2 separate regions of the Mus musculus genome follow, and region 1 is linked to region 2. A link is a loop called in an ENCODE intact Hi-C map of the cell type or tissue named here. Cell type or tissue: left cerebral cortex. All regions are shown on one strand.

What was found. A loop is a pair of places that touch in the nucleus more often than their neighbours do. Peaks named below come from ENCODE experiments on the same cell type or tissue, not always from the same donor. Only the 100,000 strongest peaks of a DNase experiment are listed, where the experiment ranks them.
Region 1: a loop joins it to region 2, with 4 times the contacts of the local background. A loop is called at or near these places in 23 of 42 quality-filtered maps.

What each region holds. Positions count from the first base shown.
Region 1 is chr2:3,402,375-3,410,374 of GRCm38, forward strand. Meig1 (meiosis expressed gene 1) reads right to left here. Exons shown (of 3, transcript NM_001355207.1): 3 at 6,669-6,949. The coding sequence ends at 6,821. Gm39750 (a long non-coding RNA gene) reads right to left here and starts at 6,163. Exons shown (of 3, transcript XR_865936.1): 1 at 5,245-6,163; 2 at 3,464-3,655; 3 at 1,542-1,933. In left cerebral cortex, no CTCF peak of the experiment used is centred here; a DNase peak (open chromatin) is centred at 3,808.
Region 2 is chr2:3,348,135-3,356,134 of GRCm38, forward strand. Olah (oleoyl-ACP hydrolase) reads right to left here. Exons shown (of 8, transcript NM_145921.1): 4 at 107-245. Among named protein-coding and RNA genes, the nearest start is that of Olah, 14 kb to the right of the region's middle. In left cerebral cortex, a CTCF peak has its summit at 966; a DNase peak (open chromatin) is centred at 978.

The DNA.
Region 1 (8,000 bases), 54 kb after region 2:
CTGAATCCTGAACTAACGCATGGAGAGCCATGTACTCGCAGGAGAATGGAGTCATTTCCCCTGCCCAAAGCACAGCTTACCTAAAATTGCCTCTCCTGCTTTGGTTTTGGTCTTTGCTTTTCCCAAGAATAAGCTTCCACTGGTTCACATTTTAAACAAGGTGGCTGAGTTGCCAAATCCTCTCATTGTTAACACTTTCTTACCCTGCAGGAACCACACAAGGAACAACTTTCCCTGAGTGTCTTTCTTCTCAGTAAGATGTGGGAAATGGTACACACTAAGGCCCCATATAAGGTCATAAATATACTCTATACCATGAGAACTCTGGGAAGGTGTGGAGAGGCAGTCCCAGACATAAGGGTCCAAGTTGGAAGGCTGTTTCCTTGGGATGTATCTCCAAGCAAGACAGCTGCATAAACTTACTTGGAAAAAGAAAAGCTAAGGTTTTACTTTTCTAGTTTTGATGAAACTGACCCAATTCATAGTTATTCAAAGTTTCTCTGAGCACTTCCAGTTTGCAATTTGTTTTTTTGTTTGTTTGTTTGTTTGTTTATTGGGTTATTTTTGTAATTGGAAATGCTTTTTTTAAAAAATCTTTCTCTAACAAAATGAATGTCAAAATAGCCCAATCATACTCACAGGAGGTAGAGGATTGGAGGGACTTGGGAGGAAGAGAGGAGGGGAAGGGGACAAAAGGGGGGCAGGATTAGGTCTGGGAGGAGGTGGGATGACATACAGAGGGTTAGGAATTTGAACAGAGATGTGTAGCAATGGAGGGTTGAGGAACTGGCACCGGAAAGTCCCAGATGCCAGGAAAGCAAGAGGCTTCCAGGACTCAACGGGGCATGAGATTATCTGAAATGCCCAACAAAGGGGAGGGGAACCTGTCAAGACCATATCCAGAGGTTACTCAAGGCCCCTGTGTAGGGGATGGGGCCACCCACTCATCTCCAAATTTTTTAACCCAGAATTGCTCCTGTCTAAAGGAAATCTGGGGACAAAGTGTGGAGCAGAGACTGAAGGAAAGGCCATCCAGAGACTGTCCCACCTGGGGATCCATCCCATATACAGACATCAAACTCAGATACTATTGCAGATGCCAAGAAGTACTTGCAGACAGGAGCCTGATATAGCTGTCTCCTGAGAGGCTCTGCCAATGCCTGACAAATACAGAGGCGGATGCTCGCAGTCATCCATTGGGCTGAGCATGGGGACCCCAATGGAAGAGTTGGGGAAGTGACTGAAGGAGCTGAAAGGGTTTGCAACCCCATAGAAGAACAACAGTATCAACCAACCAGACTCCCAGAGATCCCAGGGACTAAACCACCCACCAACCAAAGAGTACACATGGTGGGACCCATGGCTCCAGCTGCATATGTAGCAGAGGATGGCCTTATCTGGCATCAATGGGAAGAGAGGCCCTTGGGGAGGTAGGAGGCAGGAGTGGGTGGGTGGGGAACACCCTCATAGAAGCAGGGGGGAGATAGAATAGGGGGGTTGTGGAGGGAAAACTGCGAAAGGGGATAACATTTGAAATGTAAATAAATAAAATAGCCAATAGAAAAACAAACAAACAAACAAACAAACAATCCAAAGACTGCATGGATACACTCTAAAGTCAACACTTATCTTGTTTGGAACTCAAGGTGGTGCACAGGATTTGCTGGAGGAGGCAGAAGCAGGAGGATCACCAGTGTGCAATTTGTATGCAAAGAAGGACCAGACTATCTTGAAGATTGGATACACCAAATGCAAACTCATCCATGGATAGGTACTGCCCATATGAGTACCTCAGTCAAATGGAGAGAGTAACTGCTATGAGAGGTGGATAATACTTCCTCCTCAGTAGAGAACAGTAACAATTTTGGGTTCCATTACATATGAGGGCATAACATGTGGTGGAGTTCTCTGTGAACTACCAGACTGGACACACCTGTAGGTGAAGAGAAAAACCCGTTAAAATAGAGGGCAGAAATCTACCTTCCAAAGACAGAGAACTTCTGCGATGCTGAGATTTAGGGCCACAGCAATCACTGAGCCAAATCCCAATCCGTATGGATCCTAGTAACAAGGGAAGAAGACCCTAATTAATTCAATGCATTGATAGTTGGGTCATTTTCAAGAGCCCTATACTGTAGGTTCCTTGGTAGCAGACTCAACAGTGGGTCCCTTAATAGTTACACTCTGTGGGGGCAAGGTTTGTGGAAACTTCATGAGATAACACAAACAACTTGTGTTAGATTCTGTTGCTCACCAGTCTTTATAATCACCTAAAAGTGGCCCTGCTGCTTGGCTTGGCTGGAGGATCCAATGGCTTGAAAAAGCCCAGCTGAAGGTGTATATTGCCTTCTGGCTGCAATGCTGAATCTAACACGGAAGCTAGAGAAATATGTGGGCCAGTGCTCTGCACCAGGGGCTCACTTCAGCATGACAGACAGTACTCACTCTTGTCAGCAGTGTGTGCTCAGTGGTACCCAAAGTGCTTGGGAGTTATAGAGAGTGACTTTAAGACAGGAAATATGCCCGTGCAGTGGTAGCAGATAAGATCACACCAGTCCTTTAAGCTAAGAGAAAGGTCAGCACGCTAGAACTACCTTAAAGAAAGTCAGAACTCACTAGGTTGAACTTGATGTATAGACCACCCCCCCATAATAGAAAGTTACCAAAGGACTCATTTCACAAGTCATGAGGGATGACAGTGGGCCTGTGACCAAGACATACTATGGAACTGCTGTATAATCATGCAGGAGCAGGGCTCATTCAGTTGCGAATTCCTAAAGCAGGCTTTACAGACCTGTGCACACTGTATGAAGAGTGAACCAAGCCTTGAGATGTCTTAACTGAAAGCCTTCAACAAGACAAGCTAATAGCAACTCCACAACCACCCAACTGCAATTCCAAAACTACAAGTCAAAACGGACAGGTTCCTCAAGCAAGGGCAGAGACACGACTGCAATTCATCATGTATGAATACAGCCAATATAATACTAGACACAGAGCTGGGCAGAGGTGGTGCATGCCTTTAATCCCAGCACTTGGGAGGCAGAGGCAGGTAGATTTCTGAGTTTGAGGCTAGCCTGGTCTATAGGGTGAGTTCCAGGACAGCTAGGGCTACACAGAGAAACCCTGTCTCAAAAAAACCAAAATAAATAAATAAATACTAGACACCGAATGCCTGATTGTCCCTGGAGGTTTAAACCAGCCCTTGATAGTTCACCATATCAGCTCCCTGAGGGGAGGGGGGGATTAGATATGATGTTAACTGCCCTCTAATATGTTGTGAAAATGGTCTATCAGGATTTAGGCATGTTGGAGGGAATTATTCTTAAAGAGATATATACAATATTATGACAGTCACACCTCCCTGAGGTAATCTTTTCCTGTCTGTCACAACTGATTTAACCTTGCTTTTCTAGTGTGAGGAATTACAATTGCTGTGGTATCTAGTAACACAGCAACATACCTGGTGCCTTGTGTCAGAGACGCACAAGAGGCATCAACCTTTGAAGGGAAACATGGGACACATGTCCGTGTCTGAAGTAGTCGTGGAGACCTTGTCCTTGTAAAGGTCTCTGACTGTAGTAATTGATGCCCATGTGGGAAATAGATTGCTGGCCGCTTCCTTTCTTTGAAGATGGTGATATGGAGAAGGAGGCTAAGAGATAAGAGGCAGAGAATGACCATTTGAACTTAGTTAATACAGCCTGGAGTATTGAAAGCCTCCTCATTCTGATTATGCCTGTGACTGCATTGTAAGTGCTGTGTGGATCCTTTCCTTTCCAGCAGCCATGGCCAAGAACTAAATAAAACATCCAAACACCCACAGAGTCTTCCTCATCCTTTCTTTGCTCTTTTGAAACATAGACTCGAAGGTTTCTGAAGCCTTAGAATAGTTGATAGCCAGGCAGACAGAAGCCAAGGAGAAATAAGGAATAAGAGATGATACCGGAATAAATTCCGTGATCAGGATGCAAGCTGGGGGGGAGATCTTAGAGTCACCTAACTAAACTAATTCTGACTCTAGTTTTTCCTGTGACAATGGGGCCCATGGATTTCTGGGGCCTGTTGGGGAAGGCACCAATGTATTCTGGCCTATTTCACAGAGTAGGTGGAAGCCTCATACGAGCACTCTTGCAGAGAACATCTTAGGACACGAGGTCAGAGAACGGTTGTTCCCCCCACCCCTTTACCTTGGAGCCTGGCACTCCATCCCAAGCTGATTGGGATGGGCATCATGGTGTCCAAAAATGAACTGTGTAGCATGGACCAAAAAAAAAAAAAAAAAAAGGCACCTATTGGAAGAGCAGGGAGTGAAGCCATTAACTGGTCAGCTCCATCGTGCAACAAGCATGAAAACAAAAGCCCCAACTTTCCTATACTCAACTGTCAGTGTGGTAAAACCAAACAGCAGACTGAAAAGATATGGAGAGGAGAGAGAGAGGAGAGAGAGGAGAGAGAAGAGAAAGAGAGAGAGAGAGAGAGAGAGAGAGAGAGAGAGAGAGAGAGAATGGAATTAGTGTTTTCTCAGATTTACTTTAGGTGTCTAGAAAGTTGACCTGTAAACAGAGTTGGTTTTCTGCAAGTTAAATAATCCTGGTTAAAGGCTGCCTGAGTGATTCTAACCTCAGGTCAGAAGTTGAATCCACAGCACTACATCACTATTCATTAGTTCCTTTACGCATACATTAGTCTGCATTTGTTACATTTCCATTGTTGTGGTAAAATACCATAAGCAAAAGGAACTTGTGGAATTTATTTCTGATTATGGTTCAGAGGAGGAGTTCCCAAGGATGGAAGGAGGAGTGGCAACGGAAATTCGGAGCAGGAAGCTACAAGATCGAGTCTTCAAAGCAAACAGAGAGGAGGTAACTGGAAGTTGGGCAAGGCTATAAGCTCGCAAAGCCCGTGATTTGCATCCTCCAGCAAGGTTTCACTGCCTAACGTTTTTATAATTTCCCCCAAATGGTGCTATCAACTGGAAACCAAGTAATCAAATATCTGTGGTCAGAGGATTTTTGTCGTTCTTACTTAAGGGTAAGATGAGGTGTCTTACATCTGCTGCCAGCACTAGATAAAAATTATAGTTTGAATATGAAATCCCTCACAGATTTTTATGCACGGGGTTCCGTTGTCTCCTGGTGGGATTTTAAAAAGTGGATCCTAAAGGTTCTGCCTAGTCAATGAAGTGATCCCATTCATCATGGAGTCATACATACTATGATGGCATTATTGGGAGAAAGTCACCTTGTCCTTTGCTCTTTCCCGGCTTCCCAGTTGTTACAAGGTGAACTGTGTTGCTCCATCCATGATCCCCATGGTCCTGCCCAGAAGCAATGAAGCCATTTAACCTCAAAACAAAATCCTGTAAACTATGAACCAGAACAAACCTTCCTCCTTTTGGATGACGTGGGTGATGTAATTTCCTAGGGTCACTGTGAGCAAATACCACAAATCAAACAGCTTCCACAGCAGAGAACGTCTTCTCCACGCTCTGGAAGCTGGTGGGTCATCCAGTCAGTGTGTCTGGAGAGCCAGGCTCATTCTCAATGATCTGAGCAACAATTCCCGCCCACTCCCTGTTATTTCTGTTTGCTGGCAATGTATGATTGACCTTCACTCGAGATTTCTTCACTCCAACTTGTCTCTCCGTTGATCCTGTGACTTCCTCCCTAGATTTCTTTGTCTTCAGACCTCAATGATAGCAGTGCCAGGGCCCACTCATTAAATGATCTCGCTTTAACTTGATTTCTCCCCTGAAGACCTTACTCCAGTTTCCATCACACGCACAGGTGCTGAGGGGGTGGAGCGGGGTTTAGATGAATTTGGATATACATAATTCAGCTGAAAGCATGTGACAGGATGCTTACTGGGTGCCATCAGCACAAACCTTCAGGCCTAACTGCTGAGAACCTATGGGTTAGAAATTGTAGTGTAACCCAGAGCTTGTGGGGGAGGGGAAGGGTGAAGCAAGAGGATCATGAGTTCAGAGACAGCTCGGGGAGCACAGGGAGACCCTGTTTCAGGACTACCTAGCCTACTGACTAAGCCAACGCCAGGGCTATAGCTTGGCGGGAGAGTGATTGGCTACAATTTGTGAGGTCTTGTATTTTATCCCCAGAACTGGTAAATGCATCATTACATGTTAACTTTAAAAGTGTTTTACTCTCTCTGGCTCTTTGGCTCTCTGTGCGTGTGTGTGTGGGGGGGGGGGGGGGGGGAGGTCCTGTCTATCTTCTTGTGTTGCTGGGGGCTAATCCTATACACACAGACGCACAGACACACAGAACACACAGACACACACACACAGCGACATGCATGCTTTCTACATTTGTAGAAGGCTCCTCCAGGGTGTGCCTCATTCTTGCAATGTAAAATGACATTCTTTGTATTTCCAGTATGTCCAGCAAGAGGCAAAGGACCTGAGAGGCAAAACCAAAACCACCAGGCCAAAAAATGCAAGTACTGTTGTAGGCAGGGAAATGCCAGGAGGGGGGTGCTGCCTGGAGCACAAATGTGCTCTAAGGAAATACAGTCCTAATTCCAAGCTGCTTCTAAGCGGCTGGTTTCCCAAGAGAGTCACCAATGTGCTCCGCAGGAGGTGGAGGGGAGGGCCAGATCCTAAGGTTCTCAGTAATTGCATTTCACAACTAGACAAGATAACTGGACAATTCAAGGTTTCAAGGTGGGTGTTTATGTTGTGTAAGACACCATGAATTAAAGACAGAATTGTGAATTGTTTTGTAAAATGACATTTACACGATGGAAGAATGTAAACAACCAATTCTTAAAGGAGCATTGCCAAGCCGAAGAAAGGAAAAGGTCAGTAGACGTAAACCTTCACTTTGTGGACCTCCTTGTCCTCGCACTCCCTCTCTTTGTTGTAGTAGAAGAAAGTATTGTCCCTCCGCTGAAGTTTCTTCACGTACCCTGTCTCTGGCCATCGGTCGACCTGCACCGGGAGGAGGAGAGGACCGATGAATTCCACGCTAGTATGATTTTACGTCACGTTTCACCGTCTGACAATTTGCATCAAAAATTAAAATCCGAGATTAAGTTTTAAAGTCCTTGCCCTCTTGGAGCGTGGAGTACACGCGTAACACAAACTCAGTTTCCAACTTAATCTGGAGAGCTCGTACTAAATTGAGTGCTTCTCTCTAGAGTCGAGATTTAAGGTTTTAGTGTCTACGTTATAGCCAAGACTGAGGACATGTGACAAATAAATCAAAATTCATTGTTCTTATGTTTCTAAGTGATTCAAAACACTGTCATTTCTAAAATAACAAACCCAAGGAGACACTGGGAGGAGTCCAGGGCCCTTGCTCAAACACCTATGTCGATCACAGGCTTCAGAGGCAGGGACTAAATCAGTGGCTCTCTGCCTGTGGGTCGGGACCCCTTTCACAGGGGGTCACATGTCAGATATCCTGAACATCTATATTTACATCACAACCCATAACAGCAAAATTATAGTTATTAAGTAGCAATGAAAATAATTTTATGCTTGGAGTCACCACAGCATGAGGAACTTTTAAAGGGTCTCAGCGTTAGCAAGGTTGAGAGCCACTGGACTAGAGGAAGGTACTCTCCTTGAAGAGGCAGCAATGCACTTCCAACCAAGCTTCAAGTTCAACACTGAGCCCAATTATTGATGGACACTTGAAACCATAAATACAGTCTTGAACAACCCCTTTCTTCTCCCTGCTACTCTTTGTTGTGTTTCTCTGTGTGTTTGATCTCTCACGTGCCGTGATTTGTATGTTCGCTTTACTTTTTCTCCAGTTTCAGTGTTCTGCTTTCTCAGCCAGGTCGATGTGTGGTGGCTGTGCTGTGTGGGTTTGTTTCGGTGTTTCATGGAATTTGCTGTTGGTGCCACACCGCTCAAGGATGATCTTGAACTCCTGACCTTCTTGCCTCTGCCAGGGGATTATAAGACATTGACCGACATGCCTAGTTTATGTGATGCTGGGAATAGAACCCAGGGCAGGGCAGGTTCTCGCATG
Region 2 (8,000 bases):
GTCTCAAAAACACAAAGTAGGAACTTGCCTAAGTGTACTAGGAGAGTGCTTTAGCATTGAGCACCTATCCTAAGACTCACGCAGGTTGCTTACAAGATCTAAATACCTGTGGCCAAAAAATGCAAAAGCTTTGTCACGGATGATGGGCAACAGGGCAGTCACAACTTCCTCAGCTATCTGGTAGATGTCATTTGAGAAAGGTTCTTCAAATCGGGTTTCTCTCCCAGCCAGTCTTACAGCATGCACTGGAAGTTAACAGACAGGTTACACACAAACAGAGAAGATGGTTAACAGGTTAACTCAGACAAATGGATGGAAAAGCCTTAGCCCTATATTACACAATGCGACCAATTTCAAAGAAGCAAATCGTAGTGCTCTAACTTGGCATGGGGTCTGTGAGGCCAAGCTTGCTTGTCAGCTGGATTGGATCTGGGGTCCAGTAAGAGACACACTTCTGACATCTATGAGAGCATCAGATGCTACATCCCTGTTTCACTTCCTGCTCTGACTTTGTTCAACAGTGGTCTGTGATCAGAAAGTGTAAGCCAGATAAACTCTCCCGCCCCCTCAGTTGCTTTGGGTCATGTGTTTTATCACATAAACAGAAATCAAACTAAACAGGCTCCATCTCAAGTAAACAAAAGTATAACAATAATGTCTTTAAGATCCACTCGTACACAAATCATAGGGCTTTCTTCTTTTAGTGAATGGACAATTTGAGGTCTGCAGTAAGTACTGGGGGAGCCATAAGTAAAGGATTTAGAATTCTTGAGGGGACAGAGGCAAGCTGAGAAGACACTTCCAAGAAGACACCTTCCTTATAAGGGTAAAATGTCAGAAGAAAGAAATGGCTGGGGCAGAAATTCTATAGAAACGAAATATCAAACCATTAAGAAGACTATAGAACCAGCAACCTACAGAAACAAGGTGCCAATGTTTTCTCTAAACTGCACTTCACTGTATCAACACAAGAGGACACTCCTGAACTAAGAAACGGAGCTAGCAACTGGTTCCATCCCGAGGATGCAGAAGTGGCAGATCAGAGTCTCTGGCCAGTGAAAATACTCAATAAAGCTCTCATGGAGGAGGCAGGAGGGACAGGGGAGCAATGCCCCAAAGCAAATTAACTCCAAAAAGAAATGAAAAAATAATCACAGTAATCTGGAAATTTAAAGTTCTGACTAGGGGCTGGAGAGATGGCTCAGTGGTTAAGAGCACCGACTGCTCTTCCAGAGGTCCCGAGTTCAAATCCCAGCAACCACATGGTGGCTCACAACCATCCGTAATGGGATCTGATGGCCTCTTCTGGTGGGTCTGAAGACAATGACAATGAAATAATAAATAAATAATGAATAAAATCTTTAAAAAAAAAACAAGATAGAATAAAATTCTGACTAGAAACATCCAAATGATTGGATGAAGACTGCCAGGAAATAAAATGAATAAAAATACAAAAGTTATTTCAAAACTGAAAAAAAAAAAACCAAACCTAACCTCTCCCTGTGATAAACAGGGCAAAGTATGTATGGACCCAGAAAAGAGAAAGGAAAGGACTCGGAAAAGAAAACAAGGCTGCAAAGGGCCTGGAGCGCTGGCTGCCTGGATTCCCAGCACCCACACAATGGCTCACAACCATCAGTAACTCCTGTCCAACAACTTCTTCAGCTCTCCACCGGCATCTCACAGACATGGTGCCCAGATAAAACACTAACATTCAAAAAATAAAAACAGAAAAGAAACCTTAAACAACAACAATCAGAAAACATCTAAGAAAAGTAAGAGAACTTCCCTGTGAAAGAACTCAGATGCTCAGAGGGTAAGGGCCCCTTCTGTCTGATGACTTGACTGTGATGACTCCTGAAAGGTGTTCTCTGACCTCCACATAGGCTCTGCATCCACCACCCCCAAATAGTATTAAAAGTTAAAACAAACAAAATGAGCCTTCTTCAATAACTGCATCTCATCCAAAATCAGGTTTCTAGTGACTGGGAAAACTGACTCATGATAATTAAGTTAAAACATTAGAATCTAGGAGCTAGGGATATAGTTCAGTTAGCAAGGTGCTTGATGTGTTGTGCTAGGGAGGCAGGAAGCGAGAGTCCATGGGACTCGCTGTATACCAACCAGCCTAGCATTATCAGTGAGCTTGAGGTCCTGGTGAGGGACCCTGAGAAAAGAGGCAGACAGTTTCTGAGGGATAACCCAGAGGTTGACTTCTGGCCTAAACACACACACACACACACACACACAGAGAGAGAGAGAGAGAGAGAGAGAGAGAGAGAGAGAGAGAGAGAGAGAGAGAGAGCACATTTGAGAATTAAAGATAGAAAATATTTAAAACTTCAAATGAATACATCGTTTATAAGAGAGAACCAATCAGGGTGGTATTGGGCTTGCTGACAAATTTGAAACAAGACAACAGCAAATCAAATCTTGGCAGGGGCTCAAGAGGGTACAGACAGTAGTAACCTATGTCCTCTGTGAGAATGGCTCTACAGATGCAGAGATTTGTCTAGTCTAAAGTACTGTACTAAACGAAGGGCTCCTGTTCTTTTTCATTCTTTCTTTATTTGGGGGTGGTTACGGTTTTGAGAAAAGACATTTAGATGGTGGCATGCCACAAAACCAAGTTCTATGTTGTAATAGAAGAGTTTCAGGGAACACCAAGGGATTCATAAAAGATTGGGAAAGCTCTACCAAAATATGGTGTGATGGCAAATTTTGGTTGTCAACTTGACACACCTAGAAAGAATAATCTGAGTCATGACTTTCATCAGACTGCCCTATGGGGCATTTCAATGAAACATTTTCTTTTCTTTTCTTTTCTTTTCTTTTCTCTTTTCTTTTCTTTTCTTTTCTTTCTTTCTTTTCTTTCTTCCTCTTCCTTCCTTCCTTCCTTGTTTCCTTCCTTCCTTCCTTCCTTCCTTCCTTCCTTTCCTTCCTTCCTTCCTTCCTTTCCTTCCTTCCTTCCTTCCTTCCTTCCTTCCTTTCTTTTTTCTGAGACACGGTTTCTCTGTGTAATCCTGTCTGTCTTGGTACTCACTCTAGCCCAGACTGGCCATGAACTCAGAAATCCACCCACCTCTGCCTCCCAAGTGCTGGGATTAAAGGCGTATGCCACCACTGCGCAGAGAAACATTTTCTTGATTGCTAATTAGCATAGAACGATTCAGCCCACTCTGGGCAGTTCCATTCTTAGGCAGATGAGCCTGGGGTATAGAAGAAAGGTAGCTAAACATGGGCCTTAGAAGAGCTCCATAAGTTTCTGCTTAAAATACCTGTCTTGGCTTCCCTCAGTGATAGACTATAGACTCCTGTATGCTAACACAAACCCTTTTCTCTTCAAGTTGTCTTTGGTCACTGTGTTTATCACAGCAACAGGAAGCAAACTGGAACAGGTGAAAACAAGAAAAAAATCACAGGTTGTATTTAACATCTGACAAGGTACCTTTGGAGACAGAAGCTTCAAACATTTCTGAAATGGACTCTTAGTGGTTCTAAAGGCTGAATGCTACATAGCAATTGCCTTTAAACTGAAATGTTCCATCCTGGATAGGAACATCGTGGGGCTCCTTAAGTCTAAGGAAGTCAATGGAACTTTCATGGCTAAAAAGGTCAGCAATTCACAAGTCTCAGAAAGTTCCTTAAACTTACATGGCCTTTCCCAAAGATTATATAACCATTTCCCATTGCTGGAGAGAAGAGACTTTTGAACTAAAAGAGTTGCCTGTAAGCCACACAGGGAGCGCCAGAGATGCAGCTATCACAAGCTATAGTCTATGCTGGGATGAGCACCTGGGAATGTGTTGACCTTTGAGTCATTCATAATCTGGCAAGGATCCTCTCACTCAGAGTCTTGTAAATAACACCCCCCCCAAAACAACTCACTAGCACATTATGTTAGGATTGAGTGGAGTTCTGTGGTGGTCTGACAAATCTTGAACAAAAAGACATTTACTGAAATCTTTCCAGAGAAAGTCACAAGCCACCAAGATTCTCAGTTAATAAACAGCCCCAGTTACAAATGTCTATTCACTACATTTCCTTCTGTAAAATGGAAACACAGTGTGTGTAAGATGTAAAAAAAAAAAAGAAAAAAAGAAAAGAGAGAGAGAGAGAGAGAGAGAGAGATGATAACACTATTAAGAAAGATTTCGCACGCCAAATGGAGAAAAAGACAAACTTGATGATGTAGATCTTATAGCTATATAGTAAAATTCACACTCGATACAGAGAATGCACATATCACGCTAGCAGTCACAGAATATCTGTGAACACTGATAATGGTTAAAGGAAAAGTCACAGACAATTCTACACAGTAAAGGCAGAATCACCAGTCTCTGAGAACAAAGCAAACTATCTGGGAACCACCAGTGTGAGCATCACTATGCTTCTAAAGCTCCTCTAGCCAGTTTAACAGACAGACAGACAGACAGACAGACAGACAGACAGACAGACCAAACAAACAAACAAACAAACAAACACATCATTGCTCACTTCCAAACAAGCTGTTCACTGTTGGATGAAAAGGGAAAGACAAAATAAGCCATAGAGTTTTAAAAAACAAGGATGGGAAAATATTGGGTAATGCTAGGGTGTGTGTGTGTGTGTGTGTGTGTGTGTGTGTGTGTGTAGCTGGGCATGTGCACATGAGTGCAGGTCTGTGTGGAGGCCAGGAGAGGGCGCCGGATCTCACAGAACCAGACACAGATTGACTGCAGCAGGGCTCTTAACCACTTAGTCTTTCCAGCCCTGTATGGGTGTTTTTGTTTGTTTATTCATTGCCACTTAAAAGTTGTTTTAATGGGCTGGAGAGATGGCTCTGACTGCTCATCAAGAGGTCCTGAGTTCAATTCCCAGCAGCCACATGGTGATTCACAACCATCTGTAATGGGATCTGATGCCCTCTTCTGGTGTGTCTGAAGATAGCTACAGTGTACTCATGTAAATAAAATAAATAAATCTTTTTTAAGAAATTGTTATAATGAAGATCTCTCTATTGGTTACACATCAGTGTATTCTGGAGAACATAGCTGTGGTTTAAGAGAACTGATTTTCAAATGCATCACATGCAGTTGCTATAAACTGGAGAATAGTGGAGGTGGTAATGATCATGGAAAAGAAGTCTAGGCCAAACACCTCCTGAGGCAGTTCAGACAGTGAAGACTGAGAGCCAATATGTCATTTTCCAAGACTTTCCAGCTTGTTAGAACCAGTTTTATGATTTGGGATAAGCCTGAATTTATAACAGTAAATAATTCATCTGCCATTCATTTGAGAAACTATTAATTTGTAAAACTTAAGCCAAGAAAAGCAGGTCAGATTATGAAGATAACTCACCTTAAGGGAGGGAAGGAGAGGGAGAGGGAGAGGGGACAGGGGAGAGGGGAGAGGGAGAGGGGAGAGAGGAGAGGGGAGAGGGAGAGGGAGAGAGGACACATTAGCTGCATTAGAAAGCTACATTAAGGATCTTTAAATGAATTTGTTTTGTGTTTTCTCAGAAGTATGGTGAAACTCCTGTGATACCCAAACACAGGAATCTGAGACAGGAGGACCACAAATTGGAAGCGATCTGGCCACCTAGGAAGACTATCTTGCAAGTAACTAATCACGCCTGACCATAGATAGCATTTAGTTATCAGTAATGTTTGGATGCTAGCTCATCTTTCGTTTTTGTTTTTGTTTTTAAGTAAAGCTTTAAATAATTTATATGGCTACCCCATCTTTAAAGAGACAGAGCTTAGGTGGGCACAGCAGTGTATCCCTATGACCCAAGTACTTGGGAGACTGAAAGAAGAAGATCTTGAGTTTGAGGCCAGTCTAGGCTACATAGCAAGACCCCTTTTTATTTTTTTTAAATAAAATAAAATAGTAGAATTTAACTCCTTATCTTTAGTGTCTTTTTCTCCAAAGAGCATGGAAAGATGAGGGAAAGTAACTTTTCAGAGTCTCCGTGCTGAGCAATCAAGTTCATACCACCTGTAATAGTCCTTGTCAGCCCAAGTGCATTCACTAAAGAGCAATAAGAGTGTCCTTCTTTCTAAAAATCCTACAGTCTTAGTCTATTAAAATAACGTCAGAAAAACCCAAACACAAGACATTCTACAAAACATGCAACTGGAACTGGTCAAAACTTGCCTAGGGCCTTGGGCAATGGAAGCAAAATAATCCTAAGTTCAAAACCAGCTCGATCTTTTGAGATCTGTCAAGATAATCAAAAACAAGGGACCCCTGAGGGCTGGCCATAGACTAAAGATGGCTGAGGAGGGGTGAGAGCTAAGTAATGCGGTAGCCTGTATGAGACAGAAAGAGAACATGGCGGGCGGTATTTGCTGCTCTCTGATTCTGTGATAAAATGCCACGAGGAAACATGACTTATGGAAGAGGGAGTTTATCATGGTTTACAGTTCTCGAGGAATAAGAATCCACCATGGCGAGGAAGCATGGCAGGAAGCTGAGATGACATTTTTAACTGTAAGCTTGAAGCAGGGATAGCAATGTGGAAGGTAGCCTAGGCTTTAAACTCTCAAACCCCACATCCAGTGCCTTGTTCCGCTCAGCAAGGCCACACCTCCTATACTTCCCCCAACAGTGCCAACCAACTTCGGACCAAGTGTTCAAGTGCTCCAGTCTATGGGAACATCTGTCATTTAAACCACCACAGGGGAAGCCAATCAAATCTGAACTCACCTGACCATGGCATTTAGTTACAGTGATGTTTGCATGTTAGCTCATTAGTTGTAATGGAAGTACTGTAATAATAGTACACACTGTTCAGAAGTGGGGGAACAAGGTGAGGAGCTAAGAGGACACACCGCACTGCTTCTGCAGCTTTTATTCTCTGGAGCAGGAGAGATGACTTACAGTCAAAAGCACTTGCTGCTCTTGCAGACGACCCAGGTTTAGTTCCTAACACCACATTGTGGCTCACAACAGTCTGTAACTCTGCTTCCAGAGACCTGATGCCCTCTTTTAGGTTCCATGAGAACTGTATGCACATGGTGTACATACATACATGCAGGCAAACACTTATACGCATTAAAGATAAAAAGGTCTTCTGAAAGTTACATTTGAAATAAAAATTAGAGTTCCTAGTCAAAAATATTTTTTAAAAAAACTAAACATGTCAAAATGTAATATGTGAATTGCCTGATAATTTGTCTAGTGATTCCCTGTGACCATCTTCTGCTTGCGGCCATTAAGGACTTTCTAACAAGTCCTTGCTGATTTCTGAACTGACAAGACTAGTTTACATCCCACCGTCTGTGCAAATGTGGTCCAGCCATTCCACTCTCCTATATTTACCTAATGGGCTCCAAGTTTACCCATCACAGAGATATTCACACAGCAATGTATTTTTTGGCACCAATCACAACGCATGGGGATTCTAAGTGTTCACCAAACGAACAGATAATCAAACGTGGTCTCTTCACGCCATGGAAACATTTTCAGCCATAAAGGAGGAAGTCATAGTGTTTGGAAAAATGGATATAACTAGAGATAATCATATTAAATGAATGAAGCTAACCTTTGTTTTATACAGATACATAAAGTCATATATACATGACTAGAAAGCAGAAGTAAAATTGCCAACCAGGACAGAAGTGACCAATGAGGGCAGAAAAAGAAGGATCGAGGATATAAAAAAGAATATGCATGACATACAAAATAAACTTGTATGACAATGTGAAAAGTAAGTTACTTAGGAAGAAAAAAGTGTGTAGTAGATCAACATGTATTTTTTTAAAAAGGAAACACAGGATGAATTATGCAGCTGCACACAGATGAGCAGCTGAGGACATGAGGACTTACTCAGAAGGAGGGGAAGTACGTGAGTCTGTGGGAAGTCCAGTTTCCTCCTCTATTTATGCTGCATCAGTGGTTTAATACAATGCAGAATTGTGCATGCATGTGCGTATGCATGGGTGTCTCTGTGCGCATGCGTGTGTGTGTGTGTGTGTGTGTGTGTGTGTGTGTGTGCGTGTGTGCGCGTGCGTGTG